Linked DNA regions of Mus musculus: region 2 is linked to region 1. A link is a contact called in ENCODE Hi-C or POLR2A ChIA-PET data. All regions are on one chromosome and are shown on one strand. Each heading gives the region's core, a stretch centred on a gene start or an enhancer-like site at or near the end of the contact. The rest is flanking DNA. Distances are from core to core; before and after follow the strand shown. Region 1 overlaps Tuft1 (tuftelin 1). Region 2 holds the start of Tuft1 (tuftelin 1).

Region 1 (6,061 bases), core at 2,588-5,087:
GGCACCTAAGACCCTAAAAGTTTGAATTATAGTCCCCTCTTCCTTATCTCTTGGGAGAAGACTCCCAAGACTTCTAAGGACCTGAGTTATGTGCTGAGCCCAACTTGACACCCTGGGCTGTTAAGGAGGAATCTACATTCCTGAGATAAGACTCAGGGTGCCTCCCGCCCGTAGTCAGAATTCAGCCTTCATGTCCCCAGATACCTACTTCTTTGTTCTTTGTTAATTCCCCCTCAGCCCCTCCCTATTTCCCCTCACTGTGTGCTTATAACCTGGCTTTTTCAGCCTAATAAACTTAGACCTTGACAGGAATCCTCCTTGGTCTCTCTCTTTTTTCCCCTGCCCGTTTCTCTTGCAGGTTTGTGGTTCCCTTCGTACCCACGAATAACTGGGTCCTGCTGGTCAGGACACTGATGCCCTCTCCTTGTATGTAGGTATGCATACAGATAGAGCACTCATATCCATAAAATAAATAAAACTTTTTCTTTAAAGGAGGAAGTTGGCTGCCTTGTGAGTTATAAGTTTCTGATTACTTCAAAGATTTAAGTAGGAAGCAAACAAAGCCAAGATCCCCAATAAGAAATATCTGTTTTCTGTCTTTTTTTAAATTATTTTTATTCTATGTGCATTGATGTTTTGCCTATATGTGTGTTTGTTGGATCCCCTGGAACTAGAGTTACAGACAATTGTGAGCTGCCACATGATTGCTGGGAATTGAACTTAGGTCTTCTAGAAGTGTAGCCAATGCTCTTAACTTTTGAACCATCTCTTCAGCCCTTCTGTCCTTAATTCTTTTTTTTTTTTTTTTTTTTTTTTTGGTTTTTCGAGACAGGGTTTCTCTGTATATCCCTGGCTGACCTGGAACTCACTTTGTAGACCAGGCTGGCCTCGAACTCAGAAATCTGCCTGCCTCTGCCTCCTGAGTGCTGGGATTAAAGGCGTGCACCACCACACCTGGCTTTTTTTTTTTTTCCTGTCCTTAATTCTTAACAGAGAATTCCTCAACCCCTTATAGACTTCCAAGCTCAGGGGTGATGGAGACATGTTTTACTATATAGTATTTGGTCTTGGGTTTAGAATCTTCAGAAGGACTAAGGAGGCCTTAAAGTACACGGAGGAAGTGAGTGCTGGCTAGGGTGTGCAGACAGCTGCAGGACAGAAGCTAGTTAAAACCTTATATCCTTCAACCCCTCTCAACCTCTGGGGGAGAAACCAACTGTGCCTGCACATTGAAACATTCTCCAAATCCTGAACAAAAGGTTCAAAGACCTGTCAGGTCGAGAAGTGCATACACACATCAACAGCATACACCCACTGTTTGGAGACAGCAGCGCCGTCCCCTCTGGACTTCACCCTACACACCACTTCACCTACTGTTCACCTGATCCTTTAAGAACCTATAATATTGTTTCATCAGTTCCATGAGCCACTGCAACAAACTCTTGAACCTAAGGAAGCAACTGGGTAGAACCACACACCCACACACACTCACAAATGAGAAAGGGGTATGGTTATCCTTGAGCACACTAATTTTGATTGTCAGCTAAAGTGGGGGTAGAATTGAACCCTTGACATGAGGGGTCCACAGTAAGTCTGGACAATATCAGACTTGAATTAGACTGCGAGACCCACAGTCAGTGTCTGGAGAGAAACAGAAGGTTGCTTGATGTCATGATGCTGTGAGCAGAGAGTAATTTCCCTAGTCACCCTTGAGAATGTCCAGAGATTCCTGAAAAGCCACGGGCACTGCTTATTCTCAGTTCTGCCTAAAGATATCAACAAGTGCACGCTGTTAGCAAATGAGTGGTACCCAGGCAATAGTGTTGCACACCAATAATTCCAGCACTCGGGAGGCAGAGGCAGACAGATCTGTGAGTTTGAGGCCAGCCTGGTCTACAGAGCAAGTTCCAGGACAGCCAGAGCTACACAGAGAAACCCTGTCTCAAAACAAAACCAAACATGGGTAGTACTGAGGGTGAGGTGGTCACAATGCACCGATGCCCCAACATCCTTCCTGAACACTCTAAATCCCGCCCTCAGTTCTCCACACGAGGTGAGTGGTGGTCAAATGCTATTCCAGAGCATTCGTTTGGGATCATCTCATCTTTTGTTTCTCTTGCTCTTCTTCTTGGCTCTGCCCTCAGTCCCTCCCACACAGAGGAAGAGGTCTGAATGCAGCCATCCCTCAGCACCAAGCATCATTCGATTAGAGCCCCCGAGTGCTGCCGTCCCTCACTAGCATTTGCACATGTCCTTCGAGTGTGCATTCTCCCTTACGCTTCAGTGTTTAGGATACTCTGGGGGACCAATGGCAACAAAATAAGACTTCAGATATTCAGTAAAGAGATAATTTACAATTTCCTGGTTTTCGGTTTGTTTGTTTTTTTCCTTTGGGGCAGGGTCTCACTCTGTAGCCCTGAATGGCCTAGATCTTGCCTGTAGACCAGGTTGGCCTAAAATTCATAGAGATCATTCACCTGCATCTATCTCCTGGGTGCTGGGATTAAAGGCGTGAGCCACCACTTCCAGCTCCAACTGTTCATTTAAAGTTACTCAGATATGACGTCAAACTAGAAAGGAGGCTAGAATAAAAAGATGCTGCACTTTCCATGCCGGGAAGGTCAAACCTGGGTTGTCCTAAAGAAGAGGAAACATTCTCTGGAGACAGAGGAGCAGTGGCAGACTGGTTTGTTGATCCTGGCCCTTCAGGGGATGTCTACTGACTGTGAAAAAGATCGCTGGTACAATGATGATCAGACCCACAATGGCTTACTGAGATTAAACTGTTGTTCTTTACTTTTGAGCCAAACTGTGTTAAGTTGCACAGGCTGGACTGGGTCTTATGGTCCTTCCTCTGTCCCCTGAGACCCTGGAATAATAGGTACAGACTACCACTACTGCATCCAGAAAGATGGTAATCAGTTTCACTCTGTAGTACAAGCTGGCCCTGAACTCATAGCAATCCTCCTGCCTCAGCCTTCTAAGGGCTGGGATTATAGGCATGTGCCACCATGCCCTGTAAACGTCTTGTTTGGTCCTGAACTTTCAGGAGGCAGTCTCTGCTCTGAGGAACCCACTGATCTGGAGCCTCTGATCCCCTCTCCTCAGAGGAGATTTGCCAAACCCTCTAACTTAGTAGGTCAATATGCTCAGCAGGTAGTTCTTGGTTTCTATCTGAACTGCTTGGAGCAAGAGAAAGTCCTCATAGAGCTCTAGACTCTGTCTCCAAAAGACTGGAGAGATTAAATGACTTCAAGAACTTCTAGTGTTGCTGCTTTAGGAGTAAGAAACGGAGTGACACGTCCAGCAAAACCTCCTTCACTGAGAGCCGTGACAGCCCATGCTCCCTTGACTCTACCTGACCTAATAAATCCTTTTCTTTAGGTCTTTGCCCATGATGTGTTCATTAAAAGATAAAGAGATAGGGAGTGTCTTCTATGGGAGTGTGGTGAGGTGTCGGGGAAGGGGATGTCTCAGCAGGCCCATGCCAAGGCATCCCTTCCCCCTGAGGGACCAGCCACATAGAACAGAGTTTATTCAGGGCATAGGGAGGGGAGTTAAGAGGCTAGTAGAGGCAGAGAAAGGCAGAAGAGAAGTAGTGGCAGGCCATGGCCATGTGGAGAGAGGGGGAAGGAAAGAGCCCAAGAGGGCAGGAGGGAAGCAAGAACAAGCAAAAGGCAAGAGAGGGAGGAGGGGGCAAGCAGCCCCCTTTATAGTGGGCCAGGCCTACCTGGTTGTTGCCAGGTAACTGTGGGGTGAAGTTTAGACAGAATGCTAACAGCCCCCTTGTTAAATGAACTCCCTGAAGAAGGCAGCCCTCTGAAGAGTCTCTGGCTGGGTGGGGCTCCACCCTCCACAAGCACACTGAGTTAGAAGTGGAAGATCTGACATCATCAGCAGCTTCCTTCCAGGGAGCTCACAGCCCGCCCTCTCTTCCCTACACTCAGCTCTACAGTGAACAAGGGCCCTTACTTTTCTCTTTCTGTTTGACAGTCAGCGTTCTTGATCCGAAGCTCTTCTAGGGCCATCTCTCCTTCCCTGACTTTCACCAGTAAGGCCTGATGCTCCTGGGTGGGACAAAAGAAAAGGTCTGTAGCAAGAACAGACATCAACACCTTGGGGTGAAATGGGTACCTGAACAGGGGTTTGGCTGCTACTGGGCCTGGGACGGTTGCCAAAGAACAGCAGGCCAGGCTGGTTTGATGGGCGGCCTCCCCTGTCAGGGAATAGCCCTTCCCACTCTCAGCATACAGAAATTTCCCAGCCTCACCCAGCTGCCCGAGGGAGAACTTGGCCCTGCATTGTGCAAGCCCACCTGCCACCTCTGGCCAATCCTGGATGAAACACGTGGAATGACTGGCGACTCGGAAGTCTTCAGAAACCCAAAGGGGCATCTATGTAAGAACACGTCTAAGGCGGGAATAGTCTCACCTGCAGCAGAAGGAGGCTAAGGCTGGATGACAGACCCTCCATTCCTAAAACGCTGCACGGTATCAGAATGGATGTGCGAGGCTGCTAGAAAGGGATGCTTTTGGGGATATTAGGGAAAGACGCCTTGGGTCCCTTCCTGCCCCAGGGCTAGACTCTGAAGGTAGAACATCACCATTACCGCCTCCATCCCCAGCAAGCGCCTCTGTAGCTCCTCGATTTCTGCCGCTTTCTGCTCCACTCTGTCCTCCTCTCTCTGAAGGGCCACATTACTCTGTTCTGCTTCTCGCTGATAACGGCTGAGTGTGACCTACAACATAGAAGGGTGTGTTCAATGGTGAAAGGGAAAAGGCAAACATCAATAAACCTTCAAGGGGAACCTGGAGGGGCCCATCAGGACTGCTATGGAGACTAACTGGCCCCTCACAGACTAAGTTCATCTCCAAAGTCAACTGGCACACGGGTCATCAAGACCCCCTGGTTGATATCTTAGAACACCTCCACGACCCTTCCAGGGCTGACAAGCTTAACCCAATGCTGTGGCTTCCTTGCTGGTCAGAAGCAAATAACCTAAGAGACACACTCCTATCTTTCCACTTCCCTTGGTATGGCCACCTCCATGCCAAGGCCAACCCAGTGCCTGCACAAGGTGCTGCAGCAGGCAGTGTCTGTCCTTAAGCAGCCTAGAAACCACACTGGAACGAACAGAAGGGTTCCCAGTTGTTAGAATGAGAGTAAAGAAAGACCTTGCCTTGTTTCCTCTGCTCTCATCTCACCAATGCCTGCTTATCCTTCAGGTCCACAGATATCCCACCTAAGCACCCTCCTAGCCCTGGGAAAGTTCTTCTCAGATTCAGTGCACTCGTGAGCTCAGTGCAAGTTCATGGCAGACAGGTCTTGGTTTCTTCCACACCTTCAAAGAGCCACAAAGTTCCTTGCATACAGGTCTTGGTGGAACTGGTGCTCGTTCAGTCCATTTCTCCCCATCACAAATAAAGCTAGGCAATGGCAGGCCCATGCTCCCTCCAGGGTATGTCGCCGTCCACTTCTCTGCTTCCCACCCACCCCAGACACCTCATCACTTGGTAAGAGAGAATCCAGATAAGCTCTGGAAGGCCTGGATGACAGAAAGCAGCCAGGTTGTCTGGTTATTCCCAGTCTCAGAATCAGGGTAGAAAAAGCTTGATGCGGAAAATATTATGATGGGACCTGTCCACATAACACAGCTGCCCTAGCCAAGCAAATTCACTGCAAATCCCTCCTGACAGCAGGCAGCCAGCAGGACAGGAACCCAAGCTTAATGACAGGCAATATTTATTATAATTATCAATCTTGCCCTTCATACCCCCAGGTTCAAAAAAAACCAGACTGGACAATCTTACTCATCAGGAGAGGTTAGGAAACACCCTCAATAATACCTATTAGCCTAAAATGGGCCAGCTTCCTGGGCAGGAGCTTAGAACAGGGGCTCTCATCTCAGTACATAAATACCACATGCAGGCTGATGTGTGCATAGCAGAGCTAACAAAGCCTTGGTCTAAATCTCCAATTAGGATCACAGAGATGCAAAAAACAAACATAAAAAAACCAACAGACACAAACAAACAAAAAAAGCCAGACTCCGCTGGGCATG
Region 2 (5,697 bases), core at 666-3,165, 37 kb after region 1:
TCCCAACAAACAAGAAAGAAAAGCATCAAGGGACAGCAACGGGTGACATATCCTTCTCTGTACTGCCAGGATTGTGGTTTTAAAGATCCTTCTTCTATATGAGGTGGGTCTTTTTTCTACGTCTAAAAGAAGCTCATGGGTCTAGAGAGATGGCTCAGTGGTTAAGAGAACTGTCTGCTCTTCCAGAGGTTCTGAGTTCAATTCCCAGCAAACACATGGTGGCTTACAACCATATGTAATGGGATCTGACGCCTTCTTCTGATGTGTTTGAGGACAGCTACAGTGTATGCATAAAAATACAATAAATGATTCTTCTTCCTCTTTCTTTTTTTTTAAAGCCCATGACCCCTTTTATTCATTCCATGTTCTTTCCCTGACTCAACCATTCCAAAGCACCAAGAGCATGGAGCACTTGAGGCTGGGACAATAGGATATGACTAGTTGTTGGCTGGACTTTGGTTTTGTTTATCTGATTTGGTCAACCTCTCTTACCTGGGGTAGGCTGGGGGGTGGGCTGGGCTTTGGGCAATGTCAAAACTTGTAATGTGAAAGAAACCTCCATATTTCTAGGCAAAAATGTCGAAGGAGACAGTGAACAGACTTCAATGATCAGCTGTACTCTGAACTTCAAATGAGCACCCATTCTACAACAATTCTTTGAAGAGCCATAATCCAGCTGTAGCTGGGTTAGCTTTGCCTCAAGGACATGCTGAGACAGGCAGGCGCATAGGAATCAGATGGGGGGGGTGGGGGCGCAAACTCCCCATCACTTTGGCTCTCATTTCATTCTCCACAACAACTTGGAAATAAATTAATTAGCACAGATCTATGGAGTATTTGGATCCCCCAGCAACGACTAGAAACATGCAGCATCAAATTACAGGCCTTTCCCTCTGGAGAGAAAAAAAAATATGTGGTCAGTTGAGGGTGGCATAAAGGGAGTGAGGGAGTGAGGAGGGCATAAAGGGAGCAGGGCAGACTGGATTGCACTGGAGAATGCCCCCTCTCTCTCCCTAACCCACTCCAGGTGGGTTCAGTTCTCCACTGGAGTTCCGCAGCATCCCCTTATTCCCCTACAGGGACTTGGCATCTGGACATGAAAGCAAAACCAAGGAAGCTACTGGCTGGCTGAAAGGGGGTTGGGGACCAGAAAAGCAAGATTTAAAAAAAAAAAAAAAGGAGAAATCCAAAAGAGGTGACCGTCGAGCGGAGAGCTCCATAAATCCTCTGGGCGAAAGGTAGAATCTGGTACCAATTCCGTAGTTGTCTGAGACCTATCCCGCCCACTCATGCTCTCCCCTCTCTCCTAGGATTCGACCCTCTGCCCCCTTTCCTAGTAAAAGGATCGCCATCACAGAAGTCTTTGAAGGGGTTCTGAGGCCATCGGGAAACGCGAAAAGGCGTAACCCACCTGGGCCGGCGCAACGTCCGAAACAGCGCAGGGATCCGGTCCCTCGAGCGTCTTCCACGACCCAATCTAGCTGCCCACGAGACGCCTGAGTAACGCGCCCCATGCCCGAGCCGGGGCTACAGTGTCCGCGCCAAGGACAGGACCTCCCCAGCCCTGGAGCTGCCAGTGTTTCGTCCTGTGCTTCCCACTCCACAGTCCGCCACAGGGCAAAGGAAAAAGCCCACGGAGCGACGCGGGGCTGACCGCACTGAGCCCGGCGTCAGGTGAAATGGGCTACCTGAGCCTGAGGCACGCGAGCGGCGGAGCTGGAAAGCCACTGTGCCTGAGTGGGAAGGCGGGGTGAAGGTGACGACCTACCGCGGTCTGGCTCTCCGGGTGCACGTCCACCAAGGTACACCAGTTCCGCGTCCCGTTCATCTTCACGCGGAGGTCGTATGAGCTTCCTCAACTCCGAGGTCCCGGGGAAACTAGGCCGGCAGGCGGGTGCGCGCGCGGAACCGCCCCCTAGTATAGGCGCGTCGGGGGCGGGGCTGAAGATGGGCCACGCCCAGGGCGGTATTTATCAATGAGGTAGAGCGGAAGCGAGAGGTGGGCGGTGCCAAGAGGCTTCAGGACTCGCCTACCCGTGCTATGGACGATTTACGTAAAGGTGAGGCTTGGGAGTGAAGGTCGGGTGACCGCTTAGGAATTTTACTAAGGGTACGACAAGGTATCTTGTGGTATCTCATTGGTCTTTTTCCTTTCAGTTTTCCAGGTTCGGTGCGGGAAAGAATCGGTCTGGTCGTCTGAGTTGGGGCTTGCACAAGCTTCTGTGGTCTTTCCTGAAATGTAAGCCAGCCTGTAGGCTTTTTAGAGCTGAGTACATCTTTCCTCAGAGTTCTACCACACAGGTAGAAAGGCAGGCACCAAAGACCAGCTCACTCGGACTAGTCTAAGCCAGTCTGGCAGGTGCTTTTTCCTGGCAAGTAGCCCAGGTCGAAGTCAAAGCCAGCTAAGCTCTGGGTGGGGCTTGCTTTGCAGAAACTAGACTTATATGGTAGGGAGAGGCGGGACACATGACCTTAAAAGGAATTTGCACCCTAGAGAAAGAGTCTTAGTGGCACCAAAGGCAGTTGCTTCCCAAGCTTAGGCTGGGATCTTGAGGGCTGACCTCTGGTAGAAGGCTATCTCACTGTGTGATGGTCACAGGGACAGCAGGCGCGGTGTGTAAGGTCTAATCCGATTGAATAGGCAGTACCACTAGAGGTAGCAATTCGTTTTGGTGAACATCTAGGTCCTTAAAGTGTTAGGGTGGGTGTGGGGAAACGAGGTGGGCGGGGACTAGACTGGACTCTGAGTCACTTGCCAGTGATGAATGGATACAAAGCTCTGTCTATACCTGGAAGATAATCACTAGGGACATCAGTGACCAGAATAGGAGAAAAACTCAATTCTGGTCCTTTCTCTATCCTCAAAAAAGGCATTTGTGGTTCTTTGACTGGGAAAGCCCCCCCCCCCCCCACCAGGCTCGGTCATTTGAATACCTGGTTTCCAGTTGGAGGTACTAATTGGGGGATTGCGGAAATGTAGTTTCGCTGGACAACCAAGTCACTGGGGCAGGCTTTGAGAGTTCAAAGACTCCCACCATTCCTACTTTGCTCTCTGCTTCCTGCTTGTGGTTTGAGATCTCAGCTATCACCTTTCTACCATGATGGCGATGACCTCTTACCCCTCTGGAACTGTAGGCTCAAATACACACCTCTTTATTTAACCTGTCTTGACTGTTGTTTTCTATTACAGCAGCAGACAAGTAACTCATACAGCACTCTGTATAAGCTATTCCCAGAGCTTCTTAGGACAGGATGGTTCTACTACAAGTAGTCTGTTTCCTAGATGCCTGATCAGCCACAAGAGACCTCTAAAAAATGAGCTAAAGCCTCATTTTAATGTACAGTTTCAAGGACTCTTGGAATAGGATCTACTTGGCAGGGAAAGGTGCCTGTGGCCAAGCCTCCTGACCACTTGTGTTCAATCCCAGGATTCACACTGTGGAAAATGAGAAAAGATGTTCTATCTCAAAAGTTGTTTTCTGACCTCTACAAATGTAGTATTCACATGTGTACACACACACACACACACACACACACACACACACACACGTTAAAAAAAAGAGAGAAAAGAAAAAAAAACTTTTGGAGTAGGCCTTCAAATTAACCAGAAAAATGAAGACAAGAATTTCATATAGATATGCCATTTTTAATATTTAATTTAAAATTAAACCAAGGCTGGATTGGGAGAAAATATCTGATCTGCAGAATATCTTCTTTTAAATCATGATATAGAAGTCATTGATGAGACCAGAACTTACTTTGGAGATAAGAGGCAAACCATCCCCATTACCTTCACCCACAAGAGCTTGGCATGCCCCAAAACTCAAAGGAGGAATATATTCTCCATGACCCCTTCCCATCTCTACTGAGAGTCAGCTTCCAACCCCAGGCGAGGCTCTGAAACAGGGCCCACTTCTTGAGAAAAGCAAGGATCTGTTGGTTCCCACAGAAGCTGGGCACATCCGAGAAGCCATAAGGAGGCCACAGGGACTAGATGTTTGAACTTTAGAACCTGTATCAACAGTTGCCATGGTTCCCAGGTACAACCACCTTATGGTAGCATCCTCAGTCACAGAGGGCAAGGAAGATGGAAACCCTGGGCAGAACCAGTCCCCACCACCTTACCAGGCCTTTCAAAGCCCTTCTCCCAGGGGCTGCTTGGCAGAGCAGCCTGTAGCTGCTCAGTCACTGGGGTAGGAGGACAGGCTGAGGGCCCCCAATGAGGAAAGGCTGGTCTTTGGAGAGGTATGAATGTGCAGGTTTATAAAAGGCAAGAATAGCATCCTCATCCATCTCACACTGGTAAGGCACTGAGAGTAAAGCAGCAAGGCAGGGATGGAAAAGAAAGACACACGATCTCCTGGACCCAGTGACTGGGGGAAAACAAAAATATTGCAACTGAAGAGATGCTAGGACCAATGACTGTGCAAAAAGAAGTATCTGAGAAGTGGGTAGCGCCACGCCTGCATGTCCATTACCCATAATGTTCCCTCCCTGCTCCAGAGTGGGAGGGAAAACAGTTGTGGGGATCCAGGGAGCAGAACAACATTGGGTATTTCCCTGAGCCATATGGTTAAATATTAAAGAAATAAAGCTTTACATACATGGCAATATCCATCCCTTCCTGTCCTTCACAGTTCCAGTCAGTGTATATTCTGACCATTAGTCCCACTGTAAGGGATGATGGAGAGGTCCTATAGGAAGGACTGACTCAGCAGGACTAAACACCCACTCCTCCAGTGAAAAGAACAAGTGCACCCATCCGCTCATTGCCAATGTTTATCACCATCACTCTGACCCGTACCAGTCTTAAGTCTGAATTGGATCACTTGTAGAAAAAAAAAAAAAAAAAAAAAAGACTCCGAAGCAGGCAAGACAGAGCAGAGCAGAGCAGGGCTGGCTGGGATAGGCTTGACCACAAGCCCGTTTGTGGTCCTGAGCAGAGCCTGAGCTAACATGAGCTAGTCTGCAGGTTGCTCTCAGTAAGCAGTGATGCAATGGATGAGGGGTCGTAGACGTTGTCAAACTCCTCATCAGAGCTCAGCCCCTCTTGTTTGAGGGCTGACTCAGCAGCTGAGCGGGAAGCTTTCCGCCTGAGTCAGAGAGAAAAGGAACAGACTGAGACAATCACACTTTCGTACTAAAGAAGTCATTCTTCTAAGACCTAATACTACTCACATGGTCTCCTGCTAGTCAGGGACCTAGGAAGATAAAGTGAAGGACAGAGGCTAAGATACTAAGAACTAACCATACTGACTTCTAGGCAGGATAAGGTACTACATATTTCCCCAGCTTGGGAGGGACCACTCCCTACTCCCCAAGAGCGCGGTGCAGAAGGGGGTACAGAAGGGCTGCCATATCATACCAGGCATCCTTTTCCAAGGATTTGATCCGGGCTTGGAGCTGTTCATTGACCTCATGCTGTTCCTCCAGTTCCCGCTGTGCCTTCTTCCTCAGGCTGTCCAGCCGCTCAATTTCCTCTTCTGCTTCATCCACCTGCCGCTTCAAAGCCTTCACCCTCAGGGTTAGCTAAGCAGAGTACCATGTCCGCACATTACAAAAGCATCAACTACCAAGGGATGGGACCTCCCTTGCAATGACTCTCAGACAATCCATATACTCTCCCACCTCCCCAACTCGCACTGTAACCTTGTGTAAATTCTCCAATCTCAGGGAAATTTCTGAGAAGGGTTAGGG

What was found. Hi-C counts contacts between places; a loop is a spot of excess contacts on that map. ChIA-PET counts read pairs that join two places held with the same protein, here RNA polymerase II (POLR2A).
Region 2: a loop to region 1 is called in a map of adrenal gland, with 2.6 times the contacts of the local background. The contact joins the promoter of Tuft1 here to the enhancer-like site in region 1. A Hi-C loop is called at or near these places in 3 of 37 maps with a recorded cell type or tissue (T-helper 1 cell, T-helper 17 cell and adrenal gland). POLR2A ChIA-PET finds 5 or more read pairs at or near these places in 1 of 5 experiments (embryonic stem cell).

What each region holds. Positions count from the first base shown.
Region 1 is chr3:94,618,079-94,624,139 of GRCm38, forward strand. Tuft1 (tuftelin 1) reads right to left here. Exons shown (of 13, transcript NM_011656.3): 8 at 4,610-4,738; 9 at 3,973-4,067. Among named protein-coding and RNA genes, the nearest start is that of Tuft1, 38 kb to the right of the region's middle. Within about 2 kb of position 3,838, at least 1 of the 3 ENCODE cell types and tissues checked has a DNase peak (open chromatin) inside an H3K27ac peak, as active enhancers do.
Region 2 is chr3:94,656,957-94,662,653 of GRCm38, forward strand. It overlaps Tuft1 (tuftelin 1), which reads right to left and starts at 1,916. Exons shown (of 13, transcript NM_011656.3): 1 at 1,769-1,916. The coding sequence starts at 1,828. It also overlaps the pseudogene BC021767.